3 separate regions of the Homo sapiens genome follow, and regions 2 and 3 are each linked to region 1. A link is a loop called in an ENCODE intact Hi-C map of the cell type or tissue named here. Cell type or tissue: dorsolateral prefrontal cortex. All regions are shown on one strand. Each heading gives the region's core, and the rest is flanking DNA. Links, peaks and the distances in the headings are about the cores only.

The links. A loop is a pair of places that touch in the nucleus more often than their neighbours do. Peaks named below come from ENCODE experiments on the same cell type or tissue, not always from the same donor. Only the 100,000 strongest peaks of a DNase experiment are listed, where the experiment ranks them.
Region 2: it touches region 1 in a loop (6-fold over the local background); 3 of 110 quality-filtered maps call a loop at or near these places.
Region 3: a loop joins it to region 1, with 2.2 times the contacts of the local background. A loop is called at or near these places in 2 of 110 quality-filtered maps.

Annotation. Positions count from the first base shown.
Region 1 is chr9:137,691,183-137,701,819 of GRCh38, forward strand. The region is part of intron 1 of EHMT1 (euchromatic histone lysine methyltransferase 1); the gene reads left to right. Among named protein-coding and RNA genes, the nearest start is that of EHMT1, 77 kb to the left of the region's middle. RefSeq lists an enhancer at 4,351-5,035. In dorsolateral prefrontal cortex, for the core only: CTCF peaks have their summits at 4,223 (motif pointing left) and 4,425; DNase peaks (open chromatin) are centred at 4,219 and 4,529; H3K27ac peaks cover 2,432 bases.
Region 2 is chr9:137,614,365-137,625,001 of GRCh38, forward strand. ARRDC1 (arrestin domain containing 1) reads left to right here. Exons shown (of 8, transcript NM_152285.4): 6 at 1-111; 7 at 195-636; 8 at 710-996. The coding sequence ends at 774. It overlaps EHMT1 (euchromatic histone lysine methyltransferase 1), which reads left to right and starts at 4,641. Exons shown (of 27, transcript NM_024757.5): 1 at 4,641-4,685. The coding sequence starts at 4,665. ARRDC1-AS1 (ARRDC1 antisense RNA 1) reads right to left here and starts at 4,531. Exons shown (of 3, transcript NR_122035.1): 1 at 4,167-4,531; 2 at 3,570-3,827; 3 at 968-1,835. RefSeq lists enhancers at 4,334-4,383, 5,049-5,767 and a silencer at 4,424-4,723. In dorsolateral prefrontal cortex, for the core only: no CTCF peak of the experiment used is centred there; DNase peaks (open chromatin) are centred at 4,277, 4,537 and 5,250; H3K4me3 peaks cover 3,432 bases; H3K27ac peaks cover 1,719 bases.
Region 3 is chr9:137,554,533-137,565,169 of GRCh38, forward strand. It overlaps DPH7 (diphthamide biosynthesis 7), which reads right to left. Exons shown (of 9, transcript NM_138778.5): 6 at 10,553-10,622; 7 at 10,361-10,426; 8 at 9,902-10,074; 9 at 1-1,116. The coding sequence ends at 707. Among named protein-coding and RNA genes, the nearest start is that of MRPL41, 8.0 kb to the left of the region's middle. In dorsolateral prefrontal cortex, for the core only: a CTCF peak has its summit at 4,808; no DNase peak of the experiment used is centred there; H3K27ac peaks cover 849 bases.

The sequences.
Region 1 (10,637 bases), core at 953-8,952:
GGACCATACAGTATTTATCTTTTGTGCTTGGCTCATTTCTCATAGCATAATGTCCTTAAGGTTCATCTGTGTTATAGGATGTGTCTGAATTTCCTTCCTTTTTAAGGCTGAATAGTATATATGTAATTATATATATATATATAAAATATATTTTTTTTTCTTAAAATTTTTTTTTTGTAGAGACAGAGTTTCTCTGTGTTGCCTAGTCTGGTCTCGAATTCCTGAGCTCAAGTGATCTGCCCGCCTCAGCCTCCCAAAGTGCTGAGATTACAGGCTTGAGCCACCGCGCCCAGCCGTAATGTTCTGTTGTATGAATGGACTACATTTTGTTTGTCCATTAGTGGATGTCCGTTGATGGACACTTGGGTTGCTTCCACCCCTTGGCTATTGCAAGCAATGCTGTTGTGAACATGGTGTGTAAATATCTCTTTGAGACCCTGCTTTCAATTGCTAGGTCATATGGTAATTCTATTTTTGATGTGTTGAGGAACCGCCATACTGTTTCCCATAGCAACCGCACCATTTTGCATTCTCACTAGCAGCACGCAAGGGTTCCAGCTTCTCCACGTCCTTGCCAGCACTTGTAAGGGTCCATCTCTTTGATGACAGTCTCTCCTGGGTGTGAAGTGGCCTCTTGTGCTTGGTACACTTGCCTGGCTCTTGGCTCCCGCCCACATGCGAAGCGCCCTGTCTCCCCTGGGCAGGGACTGGGCCCTGTGTTTCCTGGCCCTGGTTCTCTCATTTCCTTCCTCTTTTAATAGAGGACCTTTTGAGAGTGTTCTCTTTCCCTGAAATATAAATGAAGTGCAGTTTACTAAAAATTCACAGGATATTCCTGATTGTATTGAAGTGCAAAACAGGCAGAACTAATGAGAAGGGTGATGTGTGTAAGAATTTGGAAATGGTATAGGATGAGAATCATACACAACACCAGCCAGTATCAGGCAAGGTTCCAGAACACCACTGGGGAAGGGGCTCCTTCAGCGCTGATGAAGAACGTTTACGTGCACCTGTGGATCTTTCACATGGCATGTCGTCACTAGATGGTGTTTTTCTTTTTTTTCTTTTCTTTCTTTCTTTCTTTCTTTTTTTTTTTTTTTGAGACAGAGCCTCACTCTGTTGTCCAGGCTGGAGTGCAGTGGTGTGATCTTAGCTCACTGCAACCTCCGCCTCCTGGGTTCAAGCAATTCTCCTGCCTCAGCCTCCCAAGTAGCTGGGATTGCAGGCGTGCACCACCGCGCCGGGCTAGTGTTTGTATTTTTAGTGGAAACGGGGTTTCGCTGTGTTGGCCAGGCCCGATCTCGAACTCCTGACCTCAGGTGATCCACCCACCTCAGCCTCCCAAAGTGCTGGTATTACAGACGTGAGCCACCGAGCCCGGCCTCAGATGGTGTTTTTCCATCAACTTTTTCTTTTTACTTAGAAAGGAGTTTTTAAAACCATAAAAAGTGAGAAAACTCTCTTTTAGACGTTGATATCTTCCATGTGTGGGAGGAGCTAGATGATCTGCGCGCTGGTCAGAAGCACGTTGCATGGTGTGTGTGTGTCGGACGGCAGTGAACAATGCTCAGGCGCCTGCTCCAGCCCTGGTGAAGCCATCATGCTCCAGTGCGCAGTGTCTGTTGCTGCTGGGTGTGGGAGCACCAAGGAAGAGACCTGGGCAGGAGCTGACTTCAGAGCCGGCTGAGGAGGGGTGAACACGTGCGGGCAGTGGTAGGGTGTCTTTTGGAAAAAAGGGACAATCAGAAGCCTGAGAGTCCGGGGTGGATGTGGCCACAAGGGTTGTCCTTGGAATCGGCTGGACGGCACCTCTGCCTGCCTCACCTGGGGGCTTTGGACCCTTTGGCGAATGGGCACAGCAGAGGTTTTCAGCATGGCAATAATAAGACTTTTTAGAAAGGAAAAGTGTAGTGGGTGGATGGAAAGAGCAGGTTAATTGTTAAACTCGTAGGGGAGATGGGCTGAGGGCCGGAGCCACAGCGTGGAGTTGGAGACGCACAGTGAGGCCGGGCTAAGGGGACTGGACTTGTTTTTGAACAGTTCAAGTTAGCGGGTATCTAACAAGCAGTGACTGATGTCTTCCATGTGGCAGATACTAAACACTTTAATTTTATATTTATTAAATATATTGAATAATATTAGAGCTGATAATCAATTCAGAACTTAGGCATCACCCACAGTCCTGAGTCCTGCAGCCCCCGCATAGCCTGCTGAACTGGTTTTGTAGTTAGTTGTTCCCATTTTACTGCAGAGGAAACGGGCACAGAGAGGTTAAGAAACCAAGGTTACGCATCTCATTAATGACAGAGCTGGGATTCGAATCTAGCCAGTCTATCAAGCTTTGCCTGTCACTTACCCACCACGCAGTGGTGCAGGACGCTGGCCGATACCCCCCACACAGTGGCACAGGACGCTGGCCGATACCCCCCACACAGTGGCTCAGGACGCTGGCCGATACCCCCCACACAGTGGCGCAGGACGCTGGCCGATACCCCCCACACAGTGGCTCAGGACGCTGGCCGATACCCCCCACACAGTGGCTCAGGACGCTGGCCGATACCCCCCACACAGTGGCGCAGGACGCTGGCCGATACCCCCCACACAGTGGCGCAGGACGCTGGCCGATACCCCCCACACAGTGGCTCAGGACGCTGGCCGATACCCCCCACACAGTGGCTCAGGACGCTGGCCGATACCCCCCACACAGTGGCTCAGGACGCTGGCCGATACCCCCCACACAGTGGCTCAGGACGCTGGCCGATACCCCCCACACAGTGGCGCAGGACGCTGGCCGATACCCCCCACACAGTGGCGCAGGACGCTGGCCAATACCCACCAGGCGATGGTGCTGGACGCTGGCCGATACCCCCCACACAGTGGCTCAGGACGCTGGCCGATACCCCCCACACAGTGGCTCAGGACGCTGGCCGATACCCCCACACAGTGGCGCAGGACGCTGGCCGATACCCCCACACAGGGGCGCAGGACGCTGGCCGATACCCACCAGGCAATGGTGCTGGACGCTGGCCGATACCCCCCACACAGTGGCACAGGACGCTGGCCGATACCCCCACACAGTGGCGCAGGACGCTGGCCGATACCCCCACACAGTGGCGCAGGACGCTAACCGATACCCCCCACACAGTGGCGCAGGACGCTGGCCGATACCCACCAGGCGATGGTGCTGGACTCTGGCCGATACCCCCCACACAGTGGCACAGGACACTGGCCGATACCCACCATGCGGTGGCGCAGGACGCTGGGACTGGAGGAGGCGCACAGCTGAGGCCGGCTCCGTGCCCTTCTTCCTGCCTGTGAGGCAGTCTCGTTGGTCGGCAGTCTTGTTGGTCAGCAACCTTGTGGTTTCTGATAGGTTCCATGAATTTTCATCTTAATTTGCTCCATATTAAACTCAGGGAAGGAGTAGATGTTTTCCAGTTTCACTTGGGCGGGTAGAGGCTGTAAGTCTCCACAGGGCTGTGCTCTGAGCCATGTGCCAGTCAGCAGCCCAACCATGGTGGAGACGCGCCTAGCACACAGGCAGGAGCTGTTAGCAGGAGGCTGGCGAGCAGGTGATCAGGCGCGAGGCCTCGGGGTGCCCTTGACCCGGCGAATCTCCTGGAAGGCAGGCCATCAGCTCGGCAGGCCCAGGAATTTGATGTTGCAGGTAAACCAGATTGTCAGAATTGTACTCTCGGTCTTGAAGGAGATGGTAGATAAACTAGAGCATCAGCATATTAGTGGCGGTAAGAACGGCAAGTAGCCGTTTCCAGCTTGACTGCCCTTAGAGCACATACCCTCTGACCTCACACTCACCAGTTATGTCAAGGCACCCGTTCTGGTCATGGCTACTTTTTGGTTTTGGACCTGAAAGACTCTAAACAGACAGGTTTTGGCTGATGGGAATTTGGAGTTTTTGGGGTTTTTGCAGGCAGGTGCTCACACCCTGGGCACCTGGATTACCGGCCGCCCGGCCCTGTGTGCCTCCCCTCGGCACGTGTTTCTTCTGTAAGGAGCACTTAGACTGCTCACGTTCCTGGTTTGCTGATCTTCTCTGTTGGTCCAGTTCCCTGAGGGTACAGACTACAGCCGTTGAGCCTAGGCCTTGGTGGCAGGTGAGCCCCAGAGCTTGGATTGCTGTGAGATCTGTGTGTCGGGCCTGTGCTGGGAGCATGGACGGAGCCCTGGAGCTGGGGTTTGCTCTGACCCCTGCTGGCGAGGGGAAGAAGGTCAGGACAAAGAGCATTGCTTTCCTTGTCTCCCGCCAGGGACTGCACTGCCCTGAAACTCGGTGGCTGAAACAACAATCATCATTTGTTATCCCTTTGAGGGGACAGGAATTCAGACGGCACAGAGGAGATGACTTTATTTTGGTCAATGAGTCTCAGCTGGAAGACTCGAACATGGGGGTGGTGTTAGTGTGGGCTGCGTCCTTCCACATCTGGTGGCCAGTGCTAGTTAGTGGGTTCTTGGCTAGGGCACCCATGTGTGGCCTCCCGGGTGGCGTGGGCCCCTCACACACAGTGGCTAGGCAGCACAGAGCAAGCTAGCAAGGCAGAGCTGGGTTGAGGCCGCCGTCTGTGTCATGGGCTGCCACTTCAGCCACATACTTCAGGTCCACCCAGGCAAAGGAGGGGGATACCGACCCACCTCTCGATGGTGGAGTCTCAGAGTACTGCTGGAGGCACATGAGGGACTGGCAGATATTTGCACTGGTTTTGCCATCTTTGGACAAATGCCATAGCCGAAAGAACTGGACAAAGGCAGTAGTAGGGACGGGGCCACCTTTGATTGTCTTTCTTTGCAGAGAGGCTCAATCAAGGGTTAAGCAGCAGATGGAAAGGGAATCTGTCCTGATATTTTAAAATCCCTTAAATGTAATTTCTGGGGCTACTTTGGATATTAATTGTTTTTTTCCAAATTTAGGAACCAACTCTCCTTTTTCTGCCAAGGGAAAAAACAAAAAGACAAAAGAGGGAAAAGAAAATCTCTCAGATATTGAAAGGATTCATTCTTTTTCTCTCCACCCCTTTCGATAATTAGCTGGTGAAATTGGTATGTGGAAAATGGTTTAAAATTAGGGGGCGGGTAGAGAGTGCTCTTCATCTCACGAGTTTCCTGGACCGAAGTTGCTTCCCATCTTGGAGAAGCCGTTTGGCATTTAAAGTTCCTTCTTGCTGCTGTTACAGTTCCCAAGGAGAAGACAAGTCTCTCTTCCAGATCCTGGGCTTTCCTAAAGCAGAAGGGAGCAAATGGCAGATTGGAATGTGACATTTTTCTTATTTTGACTAGAATAAAGAAAAATCTCCACTGTTAGGTAGAGAAGGCAGTCTTTTGTGTTGGTTGTTGTGAAATGACGTTTTTAAATGTTGATAGCGTGTAGGATAGTCCAGTGGACCAATGTATTTTCTTGAGGGGGAGAAGGACCTTCCTTCTAATAGTCTCCCCCAGGTTGTGAAAGGCAAACATCAAGTTCAACTGTAGAATCACGAAGATAAGTTTAAAGAGACCGCACAAGGGTTTTTCCTTCCATTTTCTTCATGTCTTGCCGTCATGGGGGTATCTTCAAAGCTCGGGTAGGTAATATGTGAAAGTTGACACACCCCTCCCAAAACACAAATGGCAAGGTGGAAGTGTGTAGAGGCCATGCTGGGAAGAATACCAGATCAGTTCCAGGGGAGCATGCCTGCGTCTTCCTTCCTTTCCTCCTGAGCTTGTGTGCTTCTCACTTGTAGTTGTGCCTTCTGGTACTTCTGACCCAGAGGCACAGGACCCCAGAGCAGACCACAGAGCTGGCCCTGTGAAAACAGTGCAGAGACTGGGTGTGGGGACTCACACCTGTGATCCCAGCACTCTGGGAGGCTGAGGCGGGCGGATCGCTTGAGGTCAGGAGTTAGAGACCAGCCCGGCCAATGTGGTAAAACCCTGTCTCTACTAAAAGTGCAAAAATTAGCTGGGCATGTTGGCATGCACTTGTAATCCCAGCTACTTGGGAGGCTGAGGCAGGAGAATCATGTGAACCTGGGAGGCAGAGGTTGTAGTGAGCCGAGATGGTGCCACTGCACGCCAGCCTGGATGACAGAGTTTGTCTGTTTCAAAACAAACAAACAACCAGTGCAGAGTTTGAGATCCATGTGCCTGATTGTTTTAGCACTTGACCTCCATGTTTCTGTGGGGGTCTCTGGTTCCAGGGCAGGCACTCCTGGAGCTCATTTGCCCTGAGGGAGATCCTGCTCTGCCCACTGGGATCGGCCGGCCTGGCCTTGTGCTCACTGCACACAGGGTCATACAGTTTACCTAGCATACTGTTTGAAGATTTTTTTGAAGCGGTTTTAAATTTCTGGTAACTTTAAAGATTTTTCTTTTAGCCTCATGTAGAAGGACACTTTTTGTGGTTAAAATCTTACTGTTGAGATTAGAAATTTTTCCTTTGGATCATTTACATTATATTTGGTAAGTTAGAGTGAATATGTTGATAGAATATTCATTTCCAAAGTAGTTTTTATTCTTGCATCCTTGTAAAATAAAGCCAAATTACAAGAAGTCTTCAGTAATTTGTTTAGTCTAAGAAAAGAACAAAGCTTTCTGGAAAAATGAGCAAAAGAACCCTGAGATAAGATGATTATATTTTCTCCCCGTTAAGTTTTCCGTTCAGATGATTCTATCCATACAGCTCCTTTTTTGTAGTTTGACTTTTTGAGTAAAATGTGATTGCATATTCTGGTCCAAAGGGAGGATGGCACTGTTGTGAGGGCAGCGTGTGAGGGCGGCGTGGCTCGCGGAGGCCTCACTCCCCACTGTTGTGAGGGCAGCGTGTGAGGGCGGTGTGGCTCGCGGAGGCCTCAATCCCCACTGTCGTGAGGGCAGCGTGTGAGGGCGGCGTGGCTCGCGGAGGCCTCACTCCCTGGCTTTCACTCCAGCCTCCTGGTAGCATGCAGAGACACAGTGTGGAAACGGAGGCCACTGTCACAAGCGCTGAGGAGGATCATTATTACTGGTTTGTTGACAAAACGTGGACGCATTTTGTCTTATCCAGCATGTTGTAGAAAAGCAGGGATTGCCGTGGAAACTCCACACTTTGACTAGGAAAAGAAATGATCACTTCTGAGGTAACTGTGATGTAGATGTATTATTGTAGACATGGTAAACTACCTTATTAATCTTCACCTCATGGTGGTATTGACTGGGCGGATTGTAAAATGCCATTGTTTGCTCTGTCTTTGATAAACATGAAGGATCAGGTGTCATCTCTTTAGTGGGTGAGAAAGTCTCTGGAAGACCATTGAAGCTGCCTAACACCAGGTATCGCTGAAAGGATTTTTAAAGCTAGTGAGCAGGTTGCCAGGTTGTTCAAAGGTAGAGTGGGCAGGGAGGTGGCTGGCTATCCCCAGGGCCCAGATGCAGATGGGCAGGGGTCCTTCCTGCCAGCCTGGAACCTTAGGTGCACCCTCAGTCTGTTTCAGGGTCAGGCAGGGCCTAGGTTTACCAGCAGCCATGAAACCATTGAGTCTTTTCTTCATGACATACCAGTGGCCAGTGTCGCAGTCAACACAGTTCCATTGGTTCTTTTTCCTATCTCTTTAAAATTTAAATTTATAAAATTATTTAAATATTTTTATGGGCTTGTCTTTGAATAATTTTAACAGAGATTATCCAAAATATGTCTAGTCCTTATTTGTCTTTGAATTTTAGGAATCTTATAAAGGGCAGTGTCTCAGTTTCTATGATCTTTCCCCCACTATACATTGTTTATTTAAAAAAAAAAAAGTCAGTAGTTTGGTAGAAATTGATGGGGCAGGAGGCCACGCACTGGGAACCTCACCTGCAGGGTGCAGGGTGTGCCCTATTCTTCGCCTGTGGGGGATGGTGCCTCATCTCTTAGGTGGGCTGCTGGTGCAGGTGCGGCTGAGGAGGCTCCACAGGAGCAGGCATTTGAACCCTGAAGGCGCGCTGCCGTCTTCTCTGGAAAGGTGATGCTGAGCTCTTCACAAAAGTTTAATAATTTATACTGTAGGTATAATAGAAATTGTCTTTTAAAAAAGCATCTAACATCTAATGTAGTAAAGTTAAGGTTAACTGTTATGACACATTATATTGGATGCATGGTCATTTCGTATTAAATGACAATGGAGAGGTGTCTATTTGTAGATGAAAAATAATGTTGTCCTGTCAGCCACAAGAAGGAAATTAATTCAGTTAAAAATGTTGGGCCAGGCATGGTGGCTCACACCTGTAATCCCAGCACTTTGGGAGGCCGAAGTGGGCAGATCACTCGAGGTCAGGAGTTTGAGACCAGTCTGGCTAATGTGATGAAACCCCGTCTCTACTAAAAATACAAAAATTAGCCAGGCTCTAATTGCCATGCGCCTATAATCCCAGCTACTTGGGAGGCTGAGGCAAGAGAATCGCTTGAGCCCAGGAGGCGGAGGTTATAGTGAGTCGAGATTGCGCCACTGCATTCCAGCCTGGGTGACAGAGCAAGACTCTGTCTCAAAAAAAAAAAAAAAGAGAAAAAGATGTTGGCCTGGCACAGTGGTACATGCCTGTAGTCCCACCTATGGAAGGCCTAAGTGGGAGGATCTCTTGAGCCCAGGAGTTGGAGGTTGCAGTGAGCTGTGGTTGCACCACTGCACTCCAGCCTGGGTGACAGAACAAGACCCTGTTTCTAAAAATGAATGAACAAGCAAATATGTATATGCTGCCTTTGTTTTTCCTACAGATTATGTTAAGTTGTGATTATTGCATGCTTATTTTATGATTACATTTAGAGGAAGAGACATACAAATAAAGTGGTAGTGTTGTAAAAACTTGAAGCTTTTTATTTTAATCATGAAGAACATTTCAGTTACGTAAATGTATATCATCATGTGGAATAAAGAGGTTACTGTCTTCTGTCCTGTGTTGCTAAAGAGAATTTGTGAGGTCACTGGCATGAATATAGCTACACACCAGTATTTACCTATAAAATACATTTATTTTATGGACTTGACATGTGAGTATTTCTCCTATCCCTCTATCCCTTTTGGATATTTTCTGAGCTGTGAATGTAACTGGGTGTCTCATGTCATGACAGCCTGTAGTGCCCACCTCCCCGGGAGCTGCTTGTGTACTTGGCCTCCACGTGCAGCATGGGGTCTGAGTTCTACTTCACTATCTGGGGAACTTTTTTCCCCTTAAGTTTTTGTGTCTATCTGAACCCACCAATTAACATTTAAGGAAAAAACTTCACGAAGTGGGAAATAATCCTTTTTTCTCCAGCCACATCAGTGCCTTAGACAATATATTAAAGTGGGCATTCGGAAGAAGACAATGTTGTTTTCTAGAAGGATGGTGGAGTCCAGCTCAAGCACGTCAAATGTGTGCTGAGGTGGGCCTCATTAGTCCGCTGTTCTCCTTTCTCAAAAGGTTTGATTTGTTGCTGTTGTGACCCATTTTGATCATGGATTGGGTAGATTTTGCACCCCTGCCATGCCACCCCACCCTCCCTACCATAGCATTCAGCCCTTGATGCTTAGGTACTGTTCTAATTGAGGTTTTATTATAGGCTGTGACATTGATGAGAATCTGGATAGGTCAGTGAAGGAACTGTTCCTGTGATCAATTCTGGCTTTACAAATTGTAGCTCTTGTTTTACTATAAAAAATGCCAGGTTTCTGGGTGTATTGGCTCGTTCTCACACTGCTATAAAGACATACCTGAGGCTGGGTAATTTATAAGGAAAAGAGGTTTAATCGGTTCATGGTTCTGTGGGCAGGCTGTATAGGTTTCTGCTTCTGGGGAAGCCTCAAGCAACTTAAAATCATGGCGGAAGGCCTAGGAGAAGCAGGCATATTTTCACATGGCTGGCAGGAGAGAGAAAGCATGAAGGGGAAAGTGCTGCACACTTTCCAACAACCAGGTCTCATGAGAACTCACTCATTATCATGAGAACAGCAAGGGGAACGTCCGCCCCCATGATCCAGTCAGCTCCTACCAGGTCCCTCCCCCAACATTGAGGATTACAGTTAAACATGAGATTTGGGTGGGGACACAGAGCAAACCATATCATTTTGCCCCTGATCCCTCCTAAATCTCATGTCCTTTTCACATTTCTTTTTTTTTTTTCTCTTGTTTTTTTTTGAGACAGAGTCTCACTCTGTCACCTAGGCTGGAGTGCAATGATGCGATCTCAGCTCACTGCAACCTCTGTCCCCCAGGCTCTAGTGATTCTCCTGCCTCAGCTTCCTGAGTAGCTGGGATTGCAGGCATGTGCCACCACACCTGGCTAATTTTTATTTTATTTTATTTTATTTTGACGTGCAGTTTTGCTCTTGTCGCCCAGGCTGGAGTGCAATGGTGTGATCTTGGCTCACTGCAACCTCTGCCTCCCGGGTTTGAGCAATTCTCCTGCCTCAGCCTCTTGAGTAGCTGGGATTACAGGTGGGCGCCACCATGCCTGGCTAATTTTTTTTTTTTTTTTTTTGAGATGGAGTTTTGCTCTTGTTGCCCAGGCTGGAGTGCAATGGTGTGATCTCAGCTCACTGCAACCTCCACCTCCCAGGTTCAAGGAATTCTCCTGCCTCAGCCTCCTGAATAGCTGGGATTACAGGCACGCGCCACCATGCCTGGTTAAATTTTTTTTTTTTTTTGAGACGGAG
Region 2 (10,637 bases), core at 314-8,313, 77 kb before region 1:
GGCGTCAAGGCCTGGCGGCGGGCGCAGTGGCACGAGCAGATCCTGGTGCCTGCCTTGCCCCAGTCGGCCCTGCCGGGCTGCAGCCTCATCCACATCGACTACTACTTACAGGTTTGGTGCTGCTGGGGGCTGGGTGGTCTGAGGCCTAGTGGCCTTGGCCCTGGCCCCTCATGCCCCACCTCAATCCTGTCCAGGTCTCTCTGAAGGCGCCGGAAGCTACTGTGACCCTCCCGGTCTTCATTGGCAATATTGCTGTGAACCATGCCCCAGTGAGCCCCCGGCCAGGCCTGGGGCTGCCTCCTGGGGCCCCACCCCTGGTGGTGCCTTCCGCACCACCCCAGGAGGAGGCTGAGGCTGAGGCTGCGGCTGGCGGCCCCCACTTCTTGGACCCCGTCTTCCTCTCCACCAAGAGCCATTCGCAGCGGCAGCCCCTGCTGGCCACCTTGAGTTCTGTGCCTGGTGCGCCGGAGCCCTGCCCTCAGGATGGCAGCCCTGCCTCACACCCGCTGCACCCTCCCTTGTGCATTTCAACAGGTGCCACTGTCCCCTACTTTGCAGAGGGCTCCGGGGGGCCAGTGCCCACTACCAGCACCTTGATTCTTCCTCCAGAGTACAGTTCTTGGGGCTACCCCTATGGTGAGTCGACAGCCAGGGCTTGGCAGGGAGGGGACGCCAAGAGCCCCACGCAGACCCTGCTTTCTTCCCGCAGAGGCCCCACCGTCTTATGAGCAGAGCTGCGGCGGCGTGGAACCCAGCCTGACCCCTGAGAGCTGACCCCGTGCTGCCTTCTCCAGGCAGGCCTGGCCTCTGCCCTGGGACTGGGGCGCCCAGGGCCTCGTGCCTTCTCTCTTGGCCTAGCCTGGCCCACTCAGGACCTGCCCAGCCTCTGCCAGCTCCTCTGGCATCCGCCCTCTTCTCCCTGGGGCTGGGGTGGGGGTGGCAGGGAGCTGGGACCTGGAGAGACAACTCCTGTAAATAAAACACTTTATTTGTAGAGCTGGGCCTCACCGGCCTCGCCTTGGGCACCCTCCAGCCTCTGGCAGGGCCTGACCCTGACCCCATCCTGGGCTCTGCTCATGCCAGGGCAGACCCTGCTCCTCAGGTGCCCCCTACTACCCTGGGGGCGCGCTCAGGCTACCATGCCTGGGCGGAGCCGCGGGGCTGGCTCCCTTTAACAGAGGACGGGGGCTGGCGCTGGGCCTTCCAGAGCCGCCTAAGGACACGTCCTTGGAGCCCGGCTCATGAAATGGGGCCTCACGCAACCTTGGTGTTTGGTTAAATTTGTGCCTTGGCTCCTGTTGCGTTTAGGCACCCAGGTTCCCAAGCGGTGTGGTGTGGACCTCCCCTGCTGAGAAACCCGCTGGCGCGTGGAGGGGCTTGCCCAGGTCCCTCCGACAGGAGACCCTGCTCCCTGGGCCTTGGCCCCTGCTAGCACCACTGCCAGGCCTGGCTCTGAGGGACGCTGCTTCTCCCCTGCCCACGTCTCCAAGGCCTGAAAGGCAGGGTTCTGTGGAACAGCATTTCTCAAAGGGGCATCCTGCAGACGTTCCAGCCCCAGGGGAGGCCCCGTGATGCTGGCTGGCCTGCCTGGAGGGTGCTTCCAGAAACAACGGAGATGGTGGTGAAGAAGGCTCTGGGTTCAAATTCCAGTTCTCCTTTAGGGCGAAGGGGTGACTGTGGCTAGGTTTGTCAGTTACCTTATCTATAAAATGCACAGGACCAGGCCGGGCACGGTGGCTCCCTCCTGTAATCCCAGTACTTTGGGAGGCTGAGGCAGGTGGATTGCTTGAGGTCAGGAGTTCCAGATCAGCCTGGGCAACATAGTGAAACTCCATCTGTACAAAAAAAAAAAAAAAAAAAAAATAGCTGGGCATCATGGCACATGCTTGTAATCCCAATTACTCAGGAGGCTGAGGCAGGAGAATCGCTTGAACCCAGGTGGCAGAGGTTACAGTGATCTGAGATTGTGCCACTGTACTCCGGCCTGGGTGACAGAGCAAGACTGCCTCAAAAAATAAAAAAACAAAACCCCACAAAAAACTCGTGGGACTGTAGGGTACAGCCCCCCACCCTCATAGCATGACAGTTTATTTCTTGAACAGTCCAGAGGGGGCAGATCCTGGCCTTGTGGCAGAGTTGTCATTCCTACATAGTGGTTCCCATCCCTGGCTCCCAGATGGCTGTTGACAGCTTTCACCACTGCCCAGCCTAATGGTGGGACTTTTGAGGGACAGACTGGGAAATGGATTGTCACTTTTTGTCTCTGACCTGTCCCCTTCCTGTTGGAAATGTGGTCTTTAGCCAGGCAGTCCTGTACTTGGCTAAAATTTTACTAATTGTGGGACAGGCAGCATGAATATTGGAGAACAGCAGAAAGTGTACCACAGGTGGGGTCATCTGTGAAGCGCCTCCTGGAAGCAGTGCAGTATATGGTTGAAAGGAAGGCCTCCTGGGCTGAATCCCATCACTGCCTCTCACCACTCCCTTGCTTCAGTTCAGTCACTTATAAAATGTGGGTAAGAACAGTGCCTGCCTCTCAGGACTGACCTGAAGTCTGCAGTGTTAGCATGTCACGTGCTGAGAGCAGCATCTTGACATAAGTGCTGAGGGGCACACAAGGGTAGCAGCTGATGGAAAAATGGAGTGAAAAAGCTGCCTGCAGCTGCTTCCCACACCTTCACTTAGGGTGGATGTTTGCTTGGTGAAGGATTTTTCTTCACATTCTAACTCCCTTTATTCAGTCAACAATTTTTTTGTTGTTGTTGTTGAGACAGAGTCTTGCTCTGTTGCCCAGGCTGGAGTGCAGTGGCACAATCTCAGCTCATTGCAAGCTCTGCCTCCCGGGTTCATGCCATTCTCCTGCCTCAGCCTCCCGAGTAGCTGGGACTACAGGCGCCCAGCACCACTCCCGGCTATTTTTTGTATTTTTAGTAGAGATGGGGTTTCACCATGTTAGCCAGGCTGGTCTCCATCTCCTGACCTCATGATCTGCCCACCTCGGCCTCCCAAAGTGCTGGGATTACAGGCGTGAGCCACCGCACCCGGCCCAGTCAACAAATATTTTGTCTCCTGTACACCAGGTATTGTTCTAGGCACCATGGACTTACATTCTAGTAGGGAGACAATATTCCAAATCAGGATGTGGGAGAGTCACATGACACACACTGTGATGGAGCCAAGTAAGTCAACGAAGACAGGTATGGGGGGGCAGTATCATTTTAACTAGGGAGGAGAGGGAAGGCTTCCCTTAAGAGGTGATATTTCAACTCAAGGATGGTAAAGAGGGAAGCCACAAAGACACTCGAAATAAAGGTTTCAGGGAAGGGACAGACAGCAGGGGTGGCGGAGAGGTGGGTGCGGGGCAGGAGGGCCATGAAGGCGCTCGTGTCTCCTGCGAGGGCTCAGGGTGCTCGGCCTGTCATAAATGGACTTAGGCTTTGACAGAGCAGTTTAGCTGCCCTAAAGAAACCTGGGAAGGTTCCCTTGGCACTTGGGATTGTCCGTTTCCTTTTCTGTCTATGTGCGCTGTCTATGCTGGACTTGAGATAATTCTCCGGAGTCCGACTCACCAGGAGACTCGGGTGTCACCCAGATTGACCTTCAAGGCTCATTTCTTGTCAGTCCAGTACCCGTCCCCTCGGTTCACACGACCATCCAGAAACCTCAAATTCAGTCCATGCTTCTTGTTTTGGGTCTCGGGGCTGGGATAAGGCGGGCTGACCACCGCGGGGCATGTAGGTAGTTTCCGTGGTGCTGGGGGCGCTCTCCAGGGAAGGCTACTTGGTCTGCAGAAAAGGCCTTGACTTGTGCATACCTGGGCAGCGGGCCTATGAGTGGCAGCGAGAGCGGGGTAACCAGAGAGGGCACACCCCCCAACCGGAGCGCCCCCCAGGTTGGCATCTCCACAACTGTAGAACCTCCCCCATCAGGGCAACCCTCCCGATTGGGACACCGCCCCCAGCCAGACACATCCTCCTAGCAGAACACCCATGCTTAGCCGGAGCCGCTCCCCCGCCAGACACCTCCCCACCGGGAAACCCTCCCCAGTGGGACACCCCAGCCAGTCCAGGTATTCCCGCCGTTAGGGACACCCCCTCCAGCCGGAGCATACCCTCGGCAGGGGCATTCCTCCCAACCGAGGGAACCCCGCCGCAACGGGAACCTGCCTGAACCAGAGCACCCTCCCGCGCCGGGGACACCCCACAGGCGGCTCCCGCGCCAGGCCGCGGCCCAGGGAGTCAGCCTTCCGCGCAAGCCGGCGAAATCAAAGTGCGTCCGGGGTTAGAGGTCAGAGGTCGGAGCCGCGGGTCTTTCTCCTTCTTCGGCCAGCCCACCAAAACGTCAATTTAGAATGAGACATGTGTTGAAAATGGGACGGCTACTCCCCATCCACTACTACGACTCTGGCGGGCGGGTTCTCCAGCTCCAGGTCTCCTACCCCGCGGGCGCGCGTTCCGGTTCCGGCCGCCGCAGGCCCGGCGCCTGGGGCGCCGCACGCCTGGTTCCAGTGCGCAGGCGCCGCACCGGTCGAGCTCCAACGCGCAGGCGCGGGCGCAGGCGCAGGCGCAGACGTAGGCGATCGGCCCCGCCCCGACTCTGGGCCGCGAGGCGCGGGCGGGGCGATGGCGCGCGGGAGGGGCGGGGCCACGCTGCGGGCCCGGGCCATGGCCGCCGCCGATGCCGAGGTGAGCAGCGGGGCCGGCGGGGGGCGGCGCGGGGGCGGCGGGCAGCGGCGGAGGCGGCGCGGGGGCGAAGAACCGGGCGGGGCGGCGGCAGGCGGCCGGCGGGCGGGCGGGGCCCCGGGTCCCCCCGCCGCCGCCGCCGCCGCTGCCGCCGCCTCAGGCCGAGGCCGGGCCGAGGCCGCCGGGCGTCCGGCCCGCGCTCCCGCCGGGCGCGCTTTGTGCGCGGCGCGGGCCGGGCGGCGGCTGGGGGAGCGGGCGGGGGCGCAGGTGAGGGAGGCGACCGCGTACCTGTGCCCGCGCCCCCCACGGACCCCGTGCCGCCGCCGCCGCCCGCAAGCCGGATCTGCGGGGAGGGCCTCGGCCAGGGTGCCGGGGAGGTGCGGAGGACAAAAGGAAAAGTAGCGGGGCCGGCCAACTTTGGAGCGCCGGCCGAGGCGAGGCTGTCCCTCCTCTCGGAGCTCTTCCTTCGCTTCGTTGACCTTTCACTTTGTTCTGAGTAGGATGGCACCATCTTTAACGAAAAGTTGGCCAGTCCCGGCGTGTTTCTCCCCAGACAATGCTGCTCCAGCCCTGCTGGCTGTCAGAAGCAGGAAAGCACGCTCGGTGGGAAGCTTGCGGACTCAAGTTTATTTCCAAACCAGCAGCTTTAAAGGGCTCTCGATGTAAAAAGTTCACATTCTTTTGTTAATGGTCTCGGCCTTCCCCGTGCTCATTCTCAAGGATAGTTTGTTTCCTTGCTTAGGAAAGGAAGCAGCGTAGAGATTAAAGTCTTGCGAGTGGACCACTGGCGTCCCTCTGAAGGAAAAGCAAGCAGGAGGTGGTGTGTCCGTGGAGATGCAGAAATAGTGTGGTCCTAGGGCTGAGATAAGGGACCGGTTTGGAGAAAACTGTCAGCGTAGAAGTATTTCTTTGAAATTAACTGTCTAGTAACAGTTGAGACTTCTAAAGCTTAGAAAGTTAAGGTGTAGTAAGAAGCCGTACAGTATCCTGGTGCATAGACTTAACACTGTATTTTAACTCAGGTAATGTATGGCCTTTTTGTTTATTTTTTTCCTGCATTTTTGGGGGGTGTTGAAATAAGTAAACTGGGAAGGTGCAGGGGAATTCTTAAATTCAATGCAAGGAGTTTTTGCTGAGTATCTGCAGCATTCAAGGAATTAATATTAGTCACTGAGAACAAAAAGCGAAATTAGAAAATTTCAAGTCACTTCTAGGCTTGTAGGGGAGAAGACGTGTAGTGATGAATTCTATCATTTATGAAGTACCCACTGGATCCCACACACTGTGCAAGACCTTTAGATCAGGCGCCTCCCTCGGTTTTCTTCACCCTGTGCAGCAGGTGCTGTTATTTCCTTTTTTAAATTATTATTTATTATTATTATTTTTTGAGACAGGATCTCCCTTTGTCACTCAGGCTGGAATGCAGAGGCATGATCACTGCTCACTGCAGCTTCGACCACCCAGGCTCAAAGGAGTCTCCCACCTCGGGTGCTGCCACACCTGGCCAATTTTTTTGTATTTTTTTGGTAGAGACCGGGGTTTCACCATGTTGCCCAGGCTGGTCTTGAACTTTTGGACTCCAGCGATCTGCCTGCCTCCGCCTCCCTAAGTGCTAGGATTACAGACATGAGCCATTGTGCCCGTCCTGTTGTTTCCTGTTTAGCTGAGGAGGAAGGGTTAGATAACTTGGCCAGTCGGTTGTAGGACCAGCACTAGTACAGTGTTGGGCACGTAGTAGGTGTTTAATACATGACCGATGAGCAAATGGCTCCAGATGTCTCTGGTTCCATAGGCAGCCTTGAATAGGGCTTTACACACCTGATGAGAATGACAGCCTGTGTTGACTGAGCCCTGACTTGTGTCCAACCCTGCCATAGTGCCAGTGCCTTGCATGAATTCAATAATTTGAGCCTAGCAGCAACCTTAAGAGGTAGGTACTGTTACCTCCCCGTTTATAAATGAGAAGACAGGCGCAGTGAGGCCCAAGATTGAAGAGCTTGTGGCCAAGAAGATGGAGTTGCAGGTGGTTTGGCCATAGAGCTGATGCTTGCTAAATGTGTTATATCTGTGATGGTCATTTTAGGTTAATAAAAGCTCTGTTTTTAGATTGATAATTCTAAGGGTTTATCATCAAGGTGTATGAGAAGGTGAGGGAGCCCCTGTGTGTAGCGCAGCAACTCTGGCCTTCTGGACAGTAGGTAGGCATGTGATCACTGTTGTCACTAAACCTGGGAAATGATTCCTGGGTCAGGGTTCATTAATTGCCAAATGATTAAAGTAATAAAGCTGACACTGGAAACTTATCTAACTTCATTTCTTTTCCTTGATTTACAAAGATAGTCAATACATTTTCCTACCAAAAAGAACTGGCCAGCCGTGGTGGCTCATGCCTGTAATCCTAGCAGTTTAGGAAGCCGAGGTGGGCGGATCACTTGAGGTCAGGAGTTCGAGACCAGTCTGGCCAACATGGTTGAAACCCTGTCTCTACTGAAAATACAAAAATTATCTGGGCATAGTGGTGTGTGCCTGTAATTGCAGCCTGGGCAACGGAGTGAGAGACTGTCTCAGGAAAAAAAAAAGAAAAAAAACTACTGAGGTAGTTGAATATATCCTCCATTCCCCATTTGTGGATTAGTTAGTAAATGGGGCATCTTAGGGTTTAAATATGTCCAGGGTCACTGAGGATCAGATCCTAGGGTTCCTTTGACTCAAGGCTTTTGTCTCAGCAAAACGTCACCTTCCAGCAGGAAGGCTTTCTCAGGCAAGTAGCAGGGTGGCTACTATGTATCGCTTCTTTATTTTTTCTTTTTTAAAATAATGCAGGCACGTGCGCATAATTTAAAAAATCAGTGCTAAAACCCTTAAAAAAAAAAGCTGTTCTCATCTCCTGTCTTTCTTTTTTTTTTCTTTTTATTTTTTTCTTTTATTATTATTATACTTTAAGTTTTAGGGTACATGTGCACAACGTGCAGGTTTGTTACATATGTATACATGTGCCATGTTGGTGTGCTGCACCCATTAACTCGTCATTTAGCATTAGGTATATCTCCTAATGCTATCCCTCCCCCCTCCCCCCTTTTTTTTCTTTTTGAGAATGAGTCTTGATCTATTGCCCAGGCTGGAGTGCAGTGGCCCGATCTTGGCTCACTGCAGCCTCCGCCTCCCGGATTCAAGTGATTCTTGTGCCTCAGCTTTCCTGGTAGCTGGGATTACAGGCGCCTGCCACCACACCTGGCTAATTTTTGTGTTTTCAGTAGAGATGGGGGTTTCACCATGTTGGCCAGGCTTGTCTCGAACTCCTGACCTCAAGTGATCTATCTGCCTTGGCCTCCTAAAGTGCTAGGATTACAGGCGTGAGCCACCGCCCCCGGCCGATCATCTTCTGTCTTTCTAGAGAAGAAGCAGCCCACTTGCATCTCTTGAGCATTTACTTCATGTTTCTAAATATATGTTTGTATTGTCATGTCTTTATTCACCAACTTTAGGGGTCGACTATGGACTTCCATTAATGGTGAATTAGTGTAAGATTTAGATTAGAGAAGATTTTTGTTCTCTTATGTTCATCCTGCCCCAATCAGAATGTATGTTCTTGGCCAGGGCCAGCAGCTCATGCCTGGGAGGCCGAGATGAGAGGATCCCCTGAGCCCAGGAGTTTGAGACTAGCCTGGGCAACAGAGTGAGACCTTGTCTCTACTAGAAGTAAAAAAGTTAGCTGGGTGTGGTGGTGGTATGTGCCTGTAGTCCCAGCTACTTGAGGGGCTGAGGTGGGAGGATCGCTTGATCCCAGGAGGCCAAGGCTGCAGTGAGCTGTGATTGTGCCACTGCCCTGCAGCCTGGGTGACAGAGCAAAATCCTGTCTCAAAAAAAAAAAAAAAAAAATACAGCCAGGCGCGGTGTCTCACACCTGTAATCCCAGCACTTTGGGAGGCTGAGGTGGGTGGATCACGAGGTCAGGAGATCGAGACCATCCTGGCTAACACACAGTGAAACCCTGTCTCTGCTAAAAATACAAGAAAATTAGCCGGGTGTGGTGGCGGCCGCCTGTAGTCCCAGCTACTCGGGAGGCTGAGGCAGGAGAAGGGCGTGAACCCGGGAGGTGGAGCTTGTAGTGAGCCAAGATCATGCCACTGCACTCCAGCCTGGGCGACAGAGCAAGACTCCGTCTCAAAAAAAAAAAAAAGAAAAAAAAGAATGCATGTTCCCTCTGCCTGGTACACAGCATCATCCAAAGGAGTCTCCTCACCTTTCCCTGTGTCTGATGCTGCTCACTGTTTATTCCCTCCTGGTGATGGAACACACTCTCCGTTAGCTAGCCAGGAAGGTGTGGTAAGCGGTGAACTTTTGGGGTTTGCGTGTCTGAAAATGTATTTACTCTTTTTTTTTTTTGAGATGGAGGTCCGCTCCGTCGCCCAGGCTGGAGTGCAGTGGCACTATCTCTGCTAACTGCAGCCTCCGCCTCCTGGGTTCAAGCGATTCTCCTGCCTCAGCCTCCCAAGTAGCTGGGATTACAGGTGCTTGCTACCACGCCTGTGCCTGGCTAATTTTTGTATTTTTGGTAGAGACGGGGTTTCAACTTCTTGGCGAGGCTGCTCCTGAACTCCCAACCTCAGGTGACCTGCCCACTTCGGCCTCCTAAAGTGCTGGGACTACAGGAGTGAGCCTCCGCACCCGGCCGCAAATGTCTTTATTCTGCCCGTGCGCTTAGTAAGTTTGGCTGGTAGGTTGGAAAGTCATTTTGAAGTCATAGCTCCAATATCTTTCAGTTTTCATTGTTGCTCTTGAGAAGTCTGGTTTGGTCTTTTTTCTTTTTGAGACAGTCTGGAGGAGTGGTTCAATGATAGTTCTCTGCAGCCTTGACCTCCCGGGCTGAAGTAATCTTCCTGCCTCAGTGCCCTGAGTAGTACCTGGGACGGCAGGTGTGTGCCGCCATACCCGGTTGATTTTTCTTTCTTTCTTTTTTTTTTTTTTTTTGAGATGGAGTCTTACCCTGTTGCCCAGGCTGGAGTACAGTGGCGCCATCTCGGCTTACTGCAACCTCCGTCTCCTGGGCTCAAGTGGTTCTCCTGGCTCAGCCTCCTGAGTAGGTGGCATTAACAGGTGTGTACCATCACGCCCAGATAATTTTTTTGTATTTTTAGTAGAGACGGGGTTTCACCATATTGGCTAGGCTGGTCTTGAACTCCTGACCTTGTGATCTGCCCACCTCAGCCTTTCAAAGTGCTAGGATTACAGGCCAGGCATTAGGCACTATGCCCGGCCTCTTTTTTTTTTTTTTTTTTGAGACATGGTTTCACCCAGTCTGGCATCCAGTTGCCCAGGCTGGCATGCAGTGGTGTGTGATCTTGTCTTTCTGCAACCTGCCCGGTTCAGGCAATTCTCCTGCCTCAGCCTCCCGAGTAGCTGTGATTACAGGTGGGCACCACCACGCCTGGCTAATTTTTGTAATTTTAGTAGAGACAGGGTTTCGCCATATCGGCCAGGCAGGTCTCGAACTCCTGACCTCAAGTAAGTGATCCACCTTCCTCAGCCTCCCAAAGTGCTGGGATTACAGGTTTGAGCCACCATGCCTGGACTCCAGCTGATTTTTGTATTTTTAGTTGGGATGGGGTTTTACCATGTTGGCCAGGCTGGTCTCGAACTCCTGACCTCAAATGATCCATCCGCCTCAGCCTCCCAAAGTGTTGGGATTACAGGCGTGAGCCACTGTTCCCGGCAGTGATTTTTCTGTTTTTGTAGAGACAGGGCCTTGCCATGTTGCCCAGGCTGGTCTTGAACTCGGCCTCCTGAAGTTCTGGGATTAAAGGCATGATCCACCGAGCCTGGCCCAGTTTCATTCTTCTTTTTTTTTTTTTTGAGATGGAGTTTTGCTCTTTTCACCCAGGCTGGAGTGCAGTGACGCGATTGGGTTCACCGCAACCTCCACCTCCTGGGTTCAAGTGATTCTCTTGTCTCAGC
Region 3 (10,637 bases), core at 1,376-9,375, 140 kb before region 1:
GGCTCAACAATCCTCCTGCCTCAGCCTCCCAAGTGGCTGGGACCATAGGCACATGCACCACACCTGGCTAATTTTTGTTTTACTTTTTATAGAGACTGGGTTTTGCTATGTTGCCCAGGCTGGTCTTGAACTCCAGGCCTCAAGCAATCCTCCTGCCTCAGCCCCTTCCAAAGTGCTGGGATTACAGGCCACTGTGACTGTGCTCAGTAGTTTTAATAATATATGCAACCCGTCACATGAGTTCAGCTGCGGGATTTTCCAAAAGTTTTGGGATTTTGGATTTTTGGACTGGCTGTGCTCAATCTATACAAGCATTTCTGGTGCCATGATGAGGCATAAAATGTTCATTTTAAACATGTTATAAACTCGTGTTTTTCAAAAAACTTCATTTAATACAAATAGTTGCTTAAACAAGTATGAAAGGCTGAAAGTCAAAATCTGCCTGAGAAACTTAACAAATCTGCAAGCTGGAAACCGCGTCTTTTCCCCACTCTCTGCCAGACAGAATCACCCAGTCCACTTTCAGGGGCCCAGCAGGGAAGCTGATTTAAGAGAAGTCAACAGCTTTTCTGACTACACTGTGGATTCCATCAGTGCACAGGCACCTGCAGGGCTGCAGTAAGCATCTCTGATGAGGTGGTCCCGGGCACTCACTCGCAGTCTCCCTCCTGGTTTCCTTGTGGGAAGGGGCTTCATGATTTCAAGCTCAGTTCCCCTCCCACTCCCAGAGGTGGAGCGCATGGTCATAGAAGGAGCAGGTGGCCAGGAGGCTGAAGGCTGAGTCTGCTTCTTCTGGGTTCACGCCACAGTCACGTGTGGTGGCTGCTGTAGCCTGCAGCCAGGTGCCATTCTTCCTCATGCCCTCTGTGAGTGGCTTCATTCCACTCTGGGGTCTGGCATGGCCCTCCCCATCGTTATCCTCTCTGCATTCATGACAGGGTGTTGGCAACTCGCTTGCACCCTTCAGGTCTGCCGTCTTGGTTCCTAGGTTGCTAGGAAAGGACCACGAGGGGGCCCGCTGCAGAGAACGGAAGAGCAGCCAGGACCAGTCGGCTCCATACACCAGCGAGTCGGGCAATGTGTGAGATGTCAGGACCGTCGCCTCCTGCCTCTCCTCTGGAGTGAGAGATGGGAGAACCCAGGAAACACAACATCACCCAGAGCCTCTCCCCAACCTGTCACACCTGACAGGGAGACTCCAAGAACAGCCCCTCACAGGTCAGCAAGTGTTTCCTGAGGAGCCGTTGTGTCATGCAAAGGAACCAGCAAGACCTGGGCATATGTTGGAGAAGAAACAGACCGTCATCTTGCAGTGCACACGCCTGTGTGCCTCCAAGAGAAGCATCAAGCGGGGCTACAGAACCTCACTTGATGGTGAAGAATACGGCAAAAGCCAGAGAGGGGGAAAGACCTCAGTTAACACTTAAAACCAAAGAACAAAGGAGTTTTAGCCAGCTGGGAAGGAAGGGGATGTCTGAGGAACAGGCAGCATGTGTACAGCAGAGGTGAGAAAGTCCAAGGCTCGCACGGGGAACCACAAACAGGCAGCCATGGCACTGTCAGTGAGTGACAGTGGGCTGGAGCGTCCCAAGCATGCAGGGTCCGGCACGCCCTGTTTCAGAGTCTGGATTCTGGCTTGGAAAGGAGCCACTGACAAGGTTAAGTGAGCAGTTTCTTTATAGAAGTTGCTACGGCAACTGGAAAGAGGCCACAACTGCCTCCCAGAGCACACAGCAACAGAGGGAATGACGAGGCGTGGCCAAACCCGAGGCGATCTGGAGTCCAGGAGGCAAGGCCAGGGCTGGCAGGGGCAGTTGCAGAGAGCAAGTGGAAGGTGAGCCAGGGGCTGCAAGGCTGGGTGGCCACTTGGGCTCTGAAAGGGCTGCCATCGCTACCTCTGAAGTACAGGGATTGATGCCAGCAGTGACCGGAATCAGAACCAGAATGAGTGCTGATGGAAGAAGGGCTGAGGGCAGAACAGGACCGCACTGGATTACAAAACGTGCCGAGGTTGTATGGGCCTGGGCCGGGGAGGCCCAACCCTGGGCCCAGGGCTTCAACTGGGCAGAGGTGGCTCCGAGGAGGAGTGAGATGCTGAATGTTCAGAGACAGCCACAGGGGCCCTCGAGCAGCATGTGTGGGGCGACCCTCGGGAGGAAGCCCCTGGGGAGGCCGTTACTGTCCCTTGGGAGGTAGCGTCACAGGGCAGGCAGGACCTCCGCTAGTCTTTCATCCAGCAATCGCTCAACACGTCCACTCGGGCCAGCAGGACCTCTTCTACAGCTTAGGAAAAGGTAATAAGGCAGAGTCTAAGCCCTCAGAGAGCCACAGCCTGGGAAAAAGACAGCGAATGAGTGGACGGAAGACACTGTTGCGACCCCAAGAATGGGAGGCCCTTTCTGATTAGCCACAGGCCAACGTTTCCTCCCTCTTTTTATTTTCAAGACAGGACCTCACTCTGTCGCATAGGCTGGAGTGCACTGACCTGGGCTCTGTCTTCCTGCCTCACCTCCTGAGTAGCTGCGACCATCATGCCCCCTAGTTTTTTCTATTTTTTGTGGCCACGGAGTCTCACTATGTTGTCCAGGCTAGTCTTGAACTCCCGGCTCAAGCAATCCGCCCACCCTTCCCAGAGTGCTGTGACTGCGAGTGTCAGCCACCGCACCCAGACAATACAAATTGTTTTAAAATTAGGCCGGGCGCGGTGGCTCACACCTGTAATCCCAGCACTTTGGGAAGCCAAGGCGGGTGGATCACAAGGTCAAGAGATCGAGACCATCCTGGTCAACATGGTGAAACCCCGTGTCTATTAAAAATACAAAAACTAGCTGGGTGTGGTGGCATGCACCTGTAGTACCAGCTACTCGGGAGGCTGAGGCAGCATAATTGCTTGAACGTGGGAGGTGGAGGTTGCATGAGCCAAGATCGTGCCACTGCACTCCAGCCTGGGTGAAAGAGCAAGACTCTGTCTCAAAAAAAAAAAATTGTTTAAATTAAAGATACAGGCTGGGTGCAGTGGCTCACGCCTGTAATTCCAGCACTTTGGGAGGCCGAGGCAGGTGGATCACATGAGGGCAGGAGTTTGAGAGCAGCCTGGGAAACATGGTGAAACCCCATCTCTACTAAAAGCACAAAAATTAGCCAGGCATGATGGCGCATGCCTGTAGTCCCAGCTACACAGGAGCCTGAGGCAGGAGAATCCCCTGAACCTGTGAGGTGGAGGTTGCAGTAAGCTGAGATCACCCCACTGCACTCCAGCCTGGGCGACAGAGCAAGACTCTGTCTCAAAAAAATACATAAATAAAGTTATGAAAAAGGCCAGCCGAGCACAGCGGCTCACGCCTGTAATCCTAACACTTTGGGAGGCCGAGGCGGGTTGATCACCTGAGGTCAGGAGTTCAAGACCAGCCTGACCAACATGGTAAAACCTCGTCTCTACTAAAAAATACAAAAATTAGCCAGGCGTGGTGGCACACACCTGTAATCCCAGCTACTCCGGAGGCTGCAGCAGGAGAGTTGCTTGAACCCGGAAGGTGGGAGTTGCAGTGAGCTGAGATTGTGCCATTGTATTCCAGCCTGGGAGACAGAGCAAGACTCCGTCTCAAAAAAGAAAGAAAAAGAAAAAAAGGCCTATACAGAGTACCTGACAAAACTGGCCTGGAATGTTGAACTCTCAGACCTGTCTTAGTTCACCTCTTCAACTTTAAGAACTGAAGGCTGGATGCAGTGGCTCAAGCCTGTAATCCCGACACTGAGGACTGAGTTGAGGCAGGAGGACTGCTTGTGTCCAGGTGGTCCGGGCTGCAGTGAGCTCTGACTCCACCACTGCGCTCCCACCTGGGTGACAGGACACAAGACCCTCTCTTTAAAAAAAAAACTAAAAACTCACCATAGCCAAAAGGTGAAAACAACCCAAATGTCCATCAGAGGATGAACAGACAGAATGTGGTCCATCATTACCTTCTTAAAAAGAGAATTCTGACACATGCTCCAACAGGGGTGAACCTTGAAAACGTTAAGCTATGTAAAGAAGCCGGATATAAAAAGACACACGATTCTACTTCCATGAAATATCTAGAAAAGGCAAATCCCCATAGACAGAGTAAACGGAGGTTATAGAGGCTGGGGGAGGGATGTTTGGGGTGATAGAAAAGTTTTGAAAATAAGTAGCAGTGATGATTGCACAGTATTTTGAATGTCTTCTTTTATTTTTTATTTTTTTTGAGACGGAGTGTCACTGTCGCCAGGCTGGAGCGCAGTGGCGTGATCTCGGCTCACTGCAACCTCCGCCTCCCAGGTTCAACCGATTCTCCTGACTCAGCCTCCCAAGTAGCTGGGACTACAGGCGCCCGACCTCAGGTGATCCGCCCGCCTCAGCCTCCCAAAGTGCTGGGATTACAGGCGTGAGACACTGCGCCCGGCCTTGAATGTCTTTAATACCACTAAATTGTGGGCGGCAAGCCACCCAGGCACCGAGGCAAGAGACCGAGGACATGAGCTGTTCCAGTAAAATAAAATATAAAACAAGAATAGTTATACCAGATATAGATCTTAGATAATGATTATATATGAATATCATTAATCATTAGTTGGTAGTAATTACTCTTTATCCCAATATTATAATAATCCTCGCTCTACAATCATAACCTAGGAAAAACCAGGCCATACAGAGATAGGAGCTGAGGGGACATAGTGAGGTGTGACCAGAAGACAAGAGTGCGAGCCTTCTGTTATGCCTGGACAGGGCCACCAGAGGGCTCCTTGGTCTAGCGGTGACGCCAGCATCTGGGAAGACGCCCGTTGCCAGGCGGACCATGGTCTAGCGGTAGCGAAAAATGTGAAGGAAAAACACCCGCTACTTAGCAGACCTGGAAAGGGAGTCTCCCTTTCCCCGGGGGAGTTTAGAGAAAACTCTGCTCCTCCACCTCTTGTGGAGGGCCTGACATCAGTCAGACCTGCCCGCAGTTATCCGGAGGCCTAACCGTCTCCCCGTGATGCTGTGCTTCAGTGGTCACGCTCCTTGTCCGCCTTCATGTTCCATCCTGTACACCTGGCTCTGCCTTCTAGATAGCAGTAGTCAATTAGTGAAAGTACTAAAAGTCTCTGGTATGCAGAAATAATAGCGTAAGCTGTCTTTCTCTCTCTCTCCTCTCCCTCTCTGCCTCGGCTGCCAAGCAGGGAAGGGCCCCCTGTCCAGTGGACACGTGACCCACGTGACCTTACCTATCATTGGAGATGACTCACACTCTTTACCCTGCCCCTTTTGCTTTGTATCCAATAAATAACAGTGCAGCCAAACATTCGGGGCCACTACCGGTCTCTGCACATTGGTGGTAGTGGTCCCCCGGGCCCAGCTGTCTTTTCTTTTATCTCTGTCTTGTGTCTTTATTTCTACACTCTCTCGTCGCCGCACACAGGGAGAAGCCCACTGACCCTGTGGGGCTGGTCCCTGCACTAAATTGCACACTTAAAGTGGCTAAAATCATGCATTTTATGTTACATAAATTTTATCACAATTTTTACAAAAGCAGTTAAAAGGCAGGAGACCCAGTGTGTGCCCAACAGACAATGCTGGAGTGTGTTTAAGAAACTCAAGCAAAGGAAATGCAAGTCAAGGGATTAATGGGCAAGTTCTCCTTCAATTATCAAGGCTACAGAGAAAAGTATCAAGTATTCAGAAGTCTAGGAAACACCACCGAGGGCCTCTCCTAAGCGTCTCTCAGGAGGCAAGCTCTATCCAAACAGGCGGTGGCTGGGAACAGCTGTCACCAGGATGGATGGGAGCACAACAAATAGTCAATTGCGAGCTGAGACTTAGGAAAAAACAGGTGGGGCAAGGACAGAAAAATAATATGTTAATGCTGTGTTCTGAGTAGGAAAAAATGCCATTAAGAATGGGAAGAGATGGCCAGGCGTGGTGGCTCATACCTGTAATCCCAGCACTTTGGGAGGCCGAGGCAGGCAGATCACAAAGTCAGGAGATCAAGACCATCCTGGCTAACACGGCGAAACCCTGTCTCTAATAAAAATACAAAAAATTGGCCAGGCAGGGTGGCTCACGCCTGTAATCCCAGCACTTTGGGAGGCCGAGGCGGGCGGATCACGAGGTCAGGAGATCAAGACCATCCTGGCTAACACGGTGAAACCCCGTCTCTACTAAAAATACAAAAAAAATTAGCCAGGTGTGGTGGTGGGCGCCTGTAGTCCCAGCTGCTCAGGAGGCTGAGGCAGGAGAATGGCGTGAACCCGGGAGGCGGAGCTTGCAGTGAGCCAAGATCCCACCACTGCACTCCAGCCTGGGTGACACAGTGAGACTCTGTCTCAAAAAAAAAAAAAAAAATTTGCCGGGCGTGGTGGTGGGCACCTGTAGTCCCAGCTACTCAGGAGGCTGAGGCAGGAGAATCGCTTGAACCCGGGAGGTGGAGGTTGCAGTGGGCCGAGATCGTGCCACTGCACTCCAGCCAGGGCAACAGAGCAAGACCCCATCTCAAAAAAAAAAAAAAAAAAAAGAAAAAAAGAAAATCACCATTTTGCCATTACCATAATTTATTCAAGCACCAATTGTCTCTGAATTGGGTAAAAGTCTGAAAAGGGAGTTATTGACACAGGTTCAAAGATTCTCACCACAGATTACTGATTAATCCCAAAGAGGAAAATAGTATCTCTTCAGTGAAGGGATTGGGGCAAACACCACCTTAACAAAGTGACCAAATTTCACAAAAATGGAACAATGTGGCATCATAGGCCCTTGATGTGAGGAACTAAGGAGGGCACAGCGCCACTTTCACAGGTTTCCTGGCAAAAATGCACGACCCCGGCCAACATGGTGAAACCTCGTCTCCAATAAAAATACAAAAATTAGCCAGGCGTGGTGGCAGGTGCCTGTATTCCCAGCTACTCGGGAGGCTGAGGCAGGAGAATGGCGGCGTGAACCCGGAAGGTGGAGGTTGCAGTGAGCCAAGATAGCGCCACTGCATTCCAGCCTGGGTGACAGAGCGAGACTCCATCTCAAAAAAAAAAAAAAAAAAAAGCATGACCCCATACCAAAGACTCGCCTCAGACTCAGGTGTGAACTGAAAGAGAATGAAAACGATGCATCACGCCACACTGAAGTGACTTTACCAATGCCAGACAAAACTGACTTTAAAACAAAAAATGTTACTAGATTTAAAGACAGACACTTTATATTGATAAAAGGGTCAGCACATCTGGAAGATACCAGAATTATAAACATATATAAAAGAGATCCCCAAAATACGTGAAGTAAAAACTGATGGAAACGAGGCTGGAAATACATAATTCTACAGTTAGAGTTGGAGGTAGCAATAGCCCACTTTCTTTTATTTTTTTGAGATGGAGTCTCGCTGTGTCTCCCAGGCTGGAGTGCAGTGGCGCGATCTCGGCTCACTGCAAGCTCCGCCTCCTGGGTTCACGCCATTCTCCTGCCTCAGCCTCCCAAGTAGCTGGGACTGCAGGCACCCACCACAGCGCCTGGCTAATTTTTTGTATTTTTAGTAGAGACGGGGTTTCACCATGTTAGCCAGGATGGTCTCGATCTCCTGACCTTGTGATCTGCCCACCTCAGCCTCCCAAAGTACTGGGATTACAGGCGTGAGCCACCGTGCCCAGCCAACAGACCACTTTCAATATTGCCCAGACAGGAGATTCAGTAAGGAACCAGAAGATCTGAACATTATAAAGCCGAGACCTCACAGGCACCTACAGGGCACTCCAGCCAACAGCAGCAGAACACACGTCCGCAAGTGCACAGGGGCACTCCCCAGCAGAGACCACACTCTAGGCCACAAAACTAATCTCAGTAAATTCAACAGGAATGCACAATGGAATAACATTAGAAATCGGTAACAGAAAGAAATGTGGGCACTTAAAAACATGTACATTAAACAACACACTCATAAATAACCAATGGTCGAAGAAAAAAACCACATGGGAAATTAGAAAGTACCTTGAGATGAATGAAAATAAAAATACAACATACCAAAATGTATGGGTTGCAGCAAAAGCAGTGCTCAGAGGAAAATGTATCACCATTAATAAAGAAAAAAGACCTCAAATTGTTTTAAGATGAGAAATATTATGGCTGGGCATGGTGGTCCCAGCTACTCGGGAGGCTGAGGTGGAAGGATGGTTTGAGCCCAGGGGCTGGGCACGGTGGCTCATGCCTGTACTTTGGGAGGCCAAGGTGGGCGGATCACCTGAGGTCAGGAGTTCAAGACCAGCCTGGCCAACGTGGTGAAACCCCGTCTCTACTAAAAATACAAAAATTAGCCAGGCGTGGTGGCACAAGCCTGTGATCCCAGCTACTCTGGAGGCTGAGGCAGGAGAATTGCTTGAAGCCAGGAAGCAGAGGTTGCAGTGAGACGAGATCACACCACTGTACACCATTCTGGGTGACAGAGCAAGACTCCATCTCAAAAAAAAAAGATCTCAAATTGTTTTAATACAAGAAATATTATGGCTTGGCATGGGGGTCCCAGCTACTCAGGAGGCTGAGATGGGAGGATGGTTTGAGCCCCAGGAGGTTGAGGCTGCAGTGAGCTACAATTGCACCACCACACTCCAGCCTGGGTGACAGAGCAAGACACCATCTCAAAACAAAACAAAAAACGATGAGAAATACAAAGCACATTCACAGAACTAACAGAAACAATACAGAAGAGATGGAGAAACTAAAGATGCAAAACACAGAGGAATACAGGCCAGGCACGGTGGCTCACGCCTGTAATCCTAACACTTCGGGAGGCCAAGGCAGGCGGATCACGAGGTCAGGAGTTCCAGACCAGCCTGACCAACATGGTGAACCCCCCATCTCTTCTAAAACTATAAAAATCAGCCAGGCATGGTGGTGGGTGCCTGTAATCCCAGCTACTTGGGAGGCTGAGGCAGGAGAATCGCTAGAACCCAGGAGGCGAAGGCTGTGGTGAGCCGAGATCGCACCACTGCACTCCAGCCTGGGTGACAGAGCAAGACTCCGTCTCAAAAAAAAAAAAAAAAAAGAGGAATACCATGCGGAAATCGAGTCAATCAAGTCCTTGAGTACAATCCAGTGCAGAGAAGAAACTGGCCTTGGGAACAGGTGTGGGTCACCCACCGCTGCAGAGGGCAGAGAGCATGTGGGTGGCCCGAGAGGCTGGTGGGCTTAATGGTGGGAAGATGAGGTGGTTTTGTGATTGCTTATTTTTGGAGTGAGGGGAGAGAGAAGAGGCGAAAGAGGAGAGATCATGAGCTGCAAGTCAGGAGGGAAGAGGAGGTCCTGGAGGTTTGAGCAGAGAGAAGAAAATGTGAACCAGTTCTGACAGTGGGGGATTACTGCCTAGAGAAATGTTACAGATCACCAGGAATCCCAGGGACCTACTAGAACACAACGTGGACAGCTGATTCCAGCCACGTTCTCCGGCTCAACCAGAATCAGAGGTGCTTGTTCCCAACAAAACAACACTGGGTTCTGCCCAGAGTGTGAGAAAGGGATGAAGGGAATGGAGTGTGAGCTCACAGGGGGCAGCAGACCACAGAGTCCCAGCTGACCACAGGCAGGAAGAGCATGGGAGAGCACAGACAAGGATGGTTATGGGAGTGATGGGTGGCCAAGCCTCCAGACTAGAGGTCCCAGTGGGGTCAGAGGTCTGCCGAAATGCAGGAGGCACCGGAATGACGGAGCTGGGAAACCAGGGAAAACTGTGGTTAGAGAGCAGAGATTCTGGAGCTGGGACAGTTATGGATCACGACCAAGTCTAGGGCGCGACGCTGGGAGTGTGTAAAAGCTGAGGGAAGAGCCCAGCAGAGCAAGGGAGCAGGGAGCTGAGGGAAGAGCCCAGCAGAGCGAGGGGGCAGGGAACTGGTGCCCTGCCCTGAGGCCCAGCAGCCACGGGTCCCCACTCACCCATTGCCTTTTGGCAGTTGAGGATCTTAAAGCCACTGTGCATGCAGGCGGCCAGGAGCAGGTGGTGGTGGAAAGGGTGCCACTTGATTCTCCATACCCCACCCTGCACAGGCGTATCTGCCAACGGCTGCTTCATGTTTCGTGTGTCCCACAGTAGGATGTGTTCATCATAGCTGAAACCGACCAACCACAGGAGGCATATAAGGAAAGCCCAGGCTCACCTGTTCCACAAGGCCCCTGGGGGGCACAGAACGTCTCCCAGAGACCTGTCCCATGCATCCCTCGAGGACAAAGTCCCCTTTACCAAACCCATATACCTACACTCCGGCGAAGCACTGGCAGACGAAATGCTGCAATGGTGCCAGGAGGAAAGGCAGCGAAAGAGGGAAGAAGGGCCCAGGAGCCCCCCGGGGACAGCGAAAGAGACGAGAAGGGCCCGAGAGCCTCCTGGGGACTCACCTTCCCGTGGCCAGGATGTGCTCCCGATGAGGGCTGCTCTGGATGCTGCACACACCCATGGTGTGTCTGCAAGCAGAGGCGGCTTCTGAACCAGTGTCCAGCACACAGACCCACCCAGGGAACGGGAGGGCTGGTGACCCAGGGAACGCGGGGGCTGGTGTGGGCACCGAGTGCTGGCCCTTGGGCAGTTACCTTTTGCTGGTGAAGAGAAATTTGCCGGGTACCCTGGTGTCCCAGCCCCTCAGAAGGCCATCGTCGCCCCCTGTGTGGAGAAAGA